2 separate regions of the Homo sapiens genome follow, and region 1 is linked to region 2. Evidence: read pairs that join two places in POLR2A ChIA-PET (ENCODE). Cell type or tissue: endothelial cell of umbilical vein. All regions are shown on one strand. Each heading gives the region's core, and the rest is flanking DNA. Links, peaks and the distances in the headings are about the cores only. Region 1 overlaps SMCO2 (single-pass membrane protein with coiled-coil domains 2). Region 2 overlaps PPFIBP1 (PPFIB scaffold protein 1).

Region 1 (4,400 bases), core at 78-4,077, 170 kb before region 2:
TTAATATATGCAAGGTGTTTAGGACAGTTATTGGTACTTAATAAATAAGAGTTGACCCTTGCACAATGCCGGGGTTAGGGGCACCAACCCCACACACAGTCAAAAATCCAGGTATAACTTTCGACTCCCCAAAACTTAACTACTAATAGCCACCTGTAGACCAGAAGCCTTATCAATTACATAATCAGTAAATTAACACAGATTTTGTACGTTATTTGTATTATATACCATATTTTTACAGTAAAGTAAGCTAGTGAAAAGAAAATGTCATAAAGAAAATCATAAGGAAGAGAAAACATATTTACTATGTTGGAAGTGAATCATAAAGGTGAGTCATAAAGGTCTTCATCCTTGTGATCGTCAGGTTGAGTAGACTGAGGAGGAGAAGCCGGGGGTTGGTCTTGCTGTCTCAGGGGTGGCAGAGGCAGAAGAGGTGGAGGACGTGGAAGGGAAGGCAGGAGAGGCAGGCACACTCGGGGTAACTTTTATTTTCAAAAACCCTCATATAAGTGGACTCTCGCAGTTCAAACCCGTGTTCTTCAAGGTTTGACTGTTCTACAAAAGCCTTAGCTCTGTTATGCAAAGGAAAGGAAATGAGACTCACAGGGCTTATCTTGGAAAACCCACACCAGTGCCCAGAAACCACTGCTTCCTTTTCCAACAGCCCAGAAACCATGTCCTGACATCAATTTCAAGCCAGGTTTCAGAAAGGAAGACACGGTTTCTGTGCAAGGGCATGATATGACCAAGTCAGTCCTGGCACAGAAATCCTCACTAGCTCCCTTCTGCCAGTGTGCTTGCCTGCCTTCCTGTCTTTTTCCCTTTTCTTTCCTCCTTTCTGAAATCCAGAAACCACCCCGCATGTTCACGTGCCTGATATAAAATGGTGTAGTATTTGCATATAACCTATGCACATCCTCCTATGTATACTTTAAATCAGTTCCAGATTACTTCTAATACCTAAGACAATGTAAATGCTATGTCAATATTATATTGTATTGTTCTTAAACTTTTATTATTTTATTGTTGTATTGTTATTTTATATTGTTGAAGATATTTTTTAGCTTTTAGGTTCAGGAGTACATGTGCAGGTTTGTTACGCAGGTAAATTGCATGTCACGGGGGTTTGGTGTACAGATTATTTCATCATCGAGGTAATAGCATAGTACTCAATAGGTAGTTTTTCAATCCTCCTCCTCCTCCAGCCCTCCACCTTCAAGTAGTCCCCAGCGTCTGTTGTTCCCTCCTTTGTGTTCATGTGTACTCAATGTTTAGCTCCCACTTACAGGTAAGAGCATGCAGTATTTGGTTTTCTGTTTCTGTGTTAGTTCGCTTAGGGTAACGTTTAAAATATTTTGGATCCACAGAACCCACGGATAAGGAGAGTTGGCTGTATAGATATGACGATGAATATTTACTTATATAAATGTGTCTTCCACCATTGCCTTCTCTTCTGTTTAATTGGTTAAAACATTCATTGAATTACAATTACTTTCATACAATACGATTTGTCAGACAAACTTTCTTTTCCTCAACTTCTAGATAACTTTAAATCCCTTGCCTTGGCATTTAAGAAAGCTCCCCTTCCCTGGAAATCTTTCTTCCCTCTTCTTCATTCATCAGAACAATATTTGATTCAGGTCTCTTTTACTGTGTGAAGCTCTTGGAAAGTATTAGAAAATCCAGGCTACCCTTCTGTAGGCATTCTTTCCATAATGGTTTCTCTACAATCCTGTAGCACTTACATAAACCATTATTTGCAGTCAGCATGCTACTAACTATTGTTGTTATTTATCTTTATCTAAACTGAAGTTAAAGACTGTTTGGACATCCTTTTATCCTCTGCCTTACTTAGCGCAGAGCCTTAGATTTGTAACTGATGAACATTTGGTAATAGAGATGAGGTTGCTATTACCACCACGTAAGGGGATTTCACAATGATGTTTTTTTCCTAAATATCTATGAAGCCCTGTAGGAACTACCTGCCCTAATTTCGTTCATTCGACGTGCTAACAATTTCTATAGTTCCAGCTCTGACATCACTCTTGCTTAGAGTCTAACGGGAGAGTTTCAGCTTCCAAGAACTTTCTTTACTATCATAGGAAATGACACAGTTTCTCTCCCTCCCCCTTACTCCCTTTCTTTTTCTTTCTTTGAACTCAATTTCCTTAAAAACAGTGATTTTATCATTTTACTAACGGGCTAGAAGCCAGGGACTTCCCAGATGTACAATGAATAATATTCTCTTTCTCCCGGAGGTCAAAATCTTCGCCGCCTGAGGTTTTATGTATTTGACTCCTCCAGACAGTCATTTCTCTTTTTAATGCCTACTCTGTTCCAGGAGCTTTATGTACAATAAAGCCACTGCATACCTACAGTAAGCTGCAAGGTAGCTATTGTTTCCCCATTTTATTAATGACAGAAGTGAAGCTCGGAGGTATTCAGTAGTGTGCAGATATCTGTCTGTACTGGCACAGTTTAAAAAGAGGCACATTCAAACCAGAGTAGCCTACTTAACTACTAGTTTCACAATAGTAATTGAGAGTAAATTAAAATATTACAAACCCCTCCAGGGAAAGGTACTCATTAAAAGGTTTAGATTCCTGTGGGAATATAAATCAACACATATTTACTCCCCTCTAAGTTTACTTCCTGAAATCTCTGGGCCCTCGGCGAAGCCTTTTGCTAACACATTTAGGGCTTAGGGTTTTCTCTGGGATCCCATATCCTTCTTAAGTGTCACGTCTCAGGACTCATTGAGCAGGGGGTGGCCTGGTGGCTGGCAGGTGGGACAAGCTGGGACTACACCATCCCTCCTGCTGGAGTGGAGCAGATGTTGGGGTTAGAGCCAGCTGCCGGCCTGGGACGAAGTCTGTTTCTGCAGCACCAAGAGGTTACATCACTGGATGAGAAGAGGTGGCTCAGGAAAGCTGTCAAGGTCAAGGTCACGAGATCCAAGATGCGACTATGAGGATGCCCTGTGTTTGTGGGTGCTGCTGTTTGTGATTCTTCCCGTAGGCTGGGAACTTCACTTAGGTTCTCTACCATCTTTATTTCTTTATGTCTTTCTTTATTTTTTGAGACAGAGTCTCGCTTGTGTTGCCCAGGCTGGAGTGCAGTGGCATGATCTCGGCTCACTGCAGCCTCTGCCTCCAGGGTTCAAGCAATTCTCCTGCCTCAGCTTCCAGAGTAGCTGGGATTACAGGTGCCCACCACCACGTCCGGCTAATTTTTGTGTGTTTTTAGTAGAGACGGGGTTTCACCACGTTGGCCAGGCTGGTCTCAAACTCCTGACCTCAAGTGATCTGCCCGCCTCAGCCTCCCGAAGTGCTGGGATTACAGGTGTGAGCCACCGTGCCAGGCTTCTCTATAATCTTTGAAAAGGGCTTACCAAAGCACAATCCATGAAGCACAATGCTTTGAGCACAGAAAAGGCTCTGGGGTCAAATAAGTGCGAGAAACAAATGCACTGTTCCCAACCCACCACGGAAATTGGATGACTAACAGCTCTCAAACTATGAAAATAAGCAAACAAACAAACCAACAAAACCTTGTAATCAACAAGCCATACCACAAGCAGTTAAAATATGAATATGTAATATGCAATGTGTCGTGAGAAATCCTGAGAAATCTTTATTAAAAAGAAGGAGAGAGATAAGATGGCAGCCCAAATGCAGAGTGAAGAAATCATTTTTTCCTAAAAGAGAGAAAACAGAAGCAGGTTTTAATACAGAAGCAAAGCAACAGTGCGGAGGCAGAGCCTGAGGATGTCAGAAGTATACTTATACATCTGTTTCCTCAAAGAAATTGGGAGCTCCCAGTGGAATCCCAGCAGAGGCACTCAAGCAGAGGTTTTGAAATTGCGAACAGCGTTTATAACTAATGGAATAGAATCCCCAAAAACCAACAAGGGTCTGAACGAAGGGAGCCTTAGGAAAGAGAGTGCACACATGCTTTCTCTGAGATAGAAGGGGAGTGGGAGATGATGAGGGAAAACACGGGAATATTTTGAATGGAAAAAAGGCTGCACACAGGAGTTGTTTGGCAGTGGAGAGAAGATTCTCATCAGCTGGCCTTGATCAGTGCAGTAAGGCAGAGGCGAGGTCACCGCCCACAGAGGGAGCTGGCAGCATTCAGGGGCTGGCAGAGTGGGAAGGAGCTGAGGAAGACAGAAACCAGCTGTTGGGGCCCATATATTTTGGAGTTAACCAGAGACTCAGAAGAGGCCGGGCGCAATGACTCATCTCTATAATCCTGGCTCTTTGGGAGGCTGAGGCAGGAGGATTGCTTGAGCCTAGGAGTTCGAGACCAGCCTGGGCAACATGGTGAGAACCTGTCTCTACAAAAAGCAAAAAGATACAAAAGTTAGCCGGGTGTGGTGGCGCATGCTTGCAGTCCCA
Region 2 (4,400 bases), core at 163-4,162:
CTCTCTCTGTTGCCCAGGCTGGAGTGCAGTGGTACAATCTCAGCTCACTGCAACCTCCGCCTCCTGGGTTCAAGCAGTTCTCTGCCTCAGCCTCCCAAGTAGCTGGGATTACAGGCACCCACCACCACGCCTGGCTAATTTTTGTATTTTTAGTAGAGACAGGGTTTCACCATCTTGGCCAGGCTGGTCTTAAACTCCTGACCTCGTGATCCACTCATGTCGGCCTCCCAAAGTGCTGGGATTACAGGCGTGAGCCACCGTACCCGGCCATATCTTTTTTTTTTTTTTTTTTTTTTTAAGAGAGGAAGTCTTGCTATGTTTCTCAAGCTGAAGTGTAGTGGCTATTTACAGGCATGATTACCTGTGAATAACATGCATAGTGCAGCCTTGAAATGCTGTGCTCAAGCAATCTTCACACCTCAAGTACCTGCGATTACAGGCACACGCCACTGCACTTAGCTCGTTCGCATGTGTTTACCTTCCCAATTCTTTGCTAAGCTTCCAGTTCCTATCTCTAATTTCCAACCAGATATCTGTCCAGAAATGTCCTATGGGCACACCAGTATAATCATTTAATGCATTGAGCTCATTATCTTTCCTCAGAATTTACTCTGATAGTCTTCATCTGGGTTCATTTCATAACCCTTCATCCACAGTTTTTCTAAGCCAGAAATCATTTGGTCCAATATTGGTCCGGAATGGACCAGGTCTAATATTTGTATTTTCTGATCTGCCACTTTCTTATCCATCATCTTCATGAGGCCAGCACACCTCACACCAAAGCCCACCAGGCTCTTTTTCTTTCTATACCCCATGATTGGCCTCCTAGTTACGAACTGGACCATGGATATTTACCACTAACTACATGGTTTTAATTTTTGCACCATGTAACTCTGACTTGGAGAGATTTATGTGATTGAATTCTCTTTTTTCTGTTTCTTTTGATTGTTCCTTACTGTGACTAGACTGGTTTACCGCCTTCGGCTTTGGTATTTTTATCTAACATAAATCCCATTGCTCTCTCTGTGATTTTGTTTAACTTAGGTTCTAAGGCTCTGGAATATTCCAATGGGATTTTTGATTGCCAATCTCCCACCTCTCCATTCATGGGAAGTTTGCGAGCTCTGCACCTTGTGGAAGACCTGCGTGGATTGTTAGAGATGATGGAAACAGATGAGAAAGAAGGCTTGAGATGCCAGATCCCAGATTCAACAGCAGAAACGCTTGTTGAATGGCTTCAGAGTCAAATGGTAGGGTCTGCCTGTTCCAAATTCTGTTATAAATCCTTTGTTGCTTATTCCAAAATTTAGAACATAGAATAGCTGATTAGAACAAGAAAAGTTTAGGGCAACACATGTGCTCCGATTTTATTACTTAAGATATCTTAATTTTCTTTTGACTCTAAGGATAACTTTTTAAAAAGTGCTATTAGTGTACATTTTGTAAATACCAACAACAGGTCACCTGATTCTGCCCATAAAAACAGACTGGCTTTTAGATTGTGCCTGAATGACCTACTGTGGCTTAAATCAAATAGTCCTGTAAGGGAAAGAATCTTGCACATGATAGATGATTTCTCAGTCATATTGGGTTATTCACCATAAAGGATCCAATAGCAATTCTAAATGGAAAGCATGATGAAAGACTTTCAAAAAGCAACAGGATTTACAGCAGTATTTGACCGGAAGTGCCATCTAGTGGTTTATGGCAATCATTTCAGTTCCAGTTCCCGAATTAAATTGTGGAGTTGGGCCTTTAACCCATTTATGCGCAGTGTTCCATTATTGGAACGCTAAGCTTGTGGGAGTTATTTATATCCTGCTCAAAGTCATCGCCAAGGTCTCATTTAAAAAAAAAAAATCACAACCTCCAGCATAAATGGGTTAATGGTGTTACTCACTGAACAATGAGGCCGCTTTCTAGGCATCCTTCTCAAAAATTGAAGATGTGGCAGAGCTACCCTTTGTCTGGGCACGGTTGGAAATACTGTGGTTTTAATCTGTGATGAATACATAAAATCTAAAGAATGTCACAAAAACAGATTCAGTGGAGGACAGAGGAAAGGAGATATTTTGTGCTTAAAGGATATTCAATTTTCAGTAAGATGCACTCATATGCTTATGAGTTAACTGTGTTGATATAAAAGCTAATAAGAATTGTATGAAAGAATCGTGATCTACTTTATGATCTGTGGTAGACATGAAAACCGCTTGCTTTGGGAACCTTAAGAGTACATCCTACAGCTAAAACATTTTCATATGATGTGACACAAATATTAGAGCTCCCAGCCAGTCCTGTGCTGAATACTCTGTGTTCCCACCTGGTTTACCTCTGCGTTTCTGAGAGCGAATAGTACAATCTATCCTTTAGTGGGGGTGCAGCTACACAAACTGGAGTTATTTTACTTGTTAAAACACATAATGCCTTACTATTATACTTTCTATTTGCTCTACAGATTTCTCCTCCAGAGACTTAAGGGTCCAGGTTTGCTGATTTCTTTGGGGATTGCTTCATGCTCTGTACTTGGTGTTTCCTGACATATTCCTTAGTCTATTTCAATGTCCTATCTCACCCCTTCTTTACTCCATGTTCTTCTGACCATTTAGCATGCAGTGAAAAAGGAATTTACTATTGTTAGAAGAACGTATTTCTATCCCACACCCAGAGGCCACCAATGGCAATAGTAGCCGAAGCGTACCTGTAGTTCAGCTTTTGACATGTGTCTAAAACATGTCCATTAACATGTGCTTAATCTGTTCTGTGAAAGTATTTTCAGAAATGATAAAAAGTAATGATGGTTACATCTGAATATAAGTTAGATCATGACACTCACTCCTTTTTTCAGAAACTACCAGTGGCATCACATCTTACTCAGAGTAAAAACCACAGTGCTTACTGTGGGCTGCAAGGCCTCGTAGGATTTGCCCCCCATGACTTTCTGACTTCATCTCTTGTCACACATCTCCTTATTCGCTCCACGCCAAGCACAGTGGCTTTTTCACTGATTCTTAAACATGCCAGGTACACTGGCCTCAGAGCCTTTGCACTGGCTTTTCCAGGCACTGGCTTTTCACTCTGCCTGGAAAGCTCTTTCGCCAGATATTTGCATGGCTAGCTCCCTCACATTCTCCTGGTGTTTACTCAAAAGTCATGCTCTCAGTGAGGCCTTGTATCACCACCCTAACTAAAATTATACCCATTTATTCCTTGTCTTACATCTCCCTGCTTATTTTGTTCTTAGCATTCACCATTTTCTTATGTGCAATGTGTTTGTGATGTTTATATCATTTATTTTCTGTCTTTCCAATTGGAATGTAAGCATCAGGAATCAGATTTTTGCCCTTATTTTAAAAAAATTACTGTATCCCTGGTGCTTAGAAGAATGCCTGGCTCAGTAGTTATATTTGTAATGAATGATGCTCCATGAATGATAAAGTGGATTGCATGTTTGAATGAATGGAAGTTGTTTTAAATTTATTCTTTGGATGGGTAATGGCTTGTTGATCTGTGTTTTCAGTTGCTTTGTGTCTTATTATTTGACATTTTAACCTTGAGAATCCACAAAATGACAAATATTTTACAGAACTAATGAAGATTCCGTTTTTATCCTAAAAGTAACAATAACAAAATAAACTAGATGTAGATCCAGAGAGATAAGGAATTTTTGTTGTTGTTGCTAAATTTATTTTTATCCATCTAACTTATCTATATGAATTCCTCACCTTGCCCCCAACCTTCCAAATTAAGTGTGTTTTCTCAAGCACACAGAGAATGACAGGATGAAAGAAGAAAGACAGCAAAAGGCAAAAAACAAAGCAAGAAGAAGAGAGGAGGGCTGGCTGTTTGGAACCACAAAAGCATAGGTGTGAAATTAAGTTGTCACCACACACCTACCACGATAGACTTTATTTTAGAACCAAAAAGCAACTTGGGCCAGCATTGGGAATCCAACAAGTAGAAGATTATATACTTATAATTTAGTAATTTGCTGATAATATTAAATTTTTCCAATTTAATATTTCAGAAGTTGGGATGTGTTTTATGATCTTAAAATGGGTATATGTATACATTTTAGCTCGGATCCTTCCTCCCTTCCTCTCTCCCTTCTTTCCTTTTTTTATTAATAAGGTACTTAGAATAGTCAAATTTTAGAGACAGAAAGTAGAAGGGTGACTGCCAGGAGCTGAGGGGAGTGGGGAATGGGAAGATAATACTTACTGCACATAGAATTTCAGTTTTGCTAGATGAAAAGAGTTAATTAGATGGATGATGGTGATGGCTGCAAAACAATGTAAATGTACTTACTACCACTGAACTGTACACTTTAAAATGGTTAAAATGCTAAATTTTACATATATATTTTACCACAATAAAAAATTAAAATTGATAGCATCCTAGAA

What was found. Peaks named below come from ENCODE experiments on the same cell type or tissue, not always from the same donor. Only the 100,000 strongest peaks of a DNase experiment are listed, where the experiment ranks them.
Region 1: POLR2A ChIA-PET joins it to region 2 with 8 read pairs; 2 of 35 experiments call an interaction of 5 or more read pairs at or near these places.

What each region holds. Positions count from the first base shown.
Region 1 is chr12:27,460,203-27,464,602 of GRCh38, forward strand. All of the region lies in intron 1 of SMCO2 (single-pass membrane protein with coiled-coil domains 2), which reads left to right. Among named protein-coding and RNA genes, the nearest start is that of SMCO2, 16 kb to the left of the region's middle. In endothelial cell of umbilical vein, for the core only: no CTCF peak of the experiment used is centred there; DNase peaks (open chromatin) are centred at 649 and 2,169; H3K4me3 peaks cover 254 bases; H3K27ac peaks cover 3,020 bases.
Region 2 is chr12:27,633,866-27,638,265 of GRCh38, forward strand. It overlaps PPFIBP1 (PPFIB scaffold protein 1), which reads left to right. Exons shown (of 30, transcript NM_003622.4): 4 at 1,045-1,250. Among named protein-coding and RNA genes, the nearest start is that of REP15, 60 kb to the right of the region's middle. In endothelial cell of umbilical vein, for the core only: CTCF peaks have their summits at 1,696 (motif pointing left) and 1,904; a DNase peak (open chromatin) is centred at 1,666.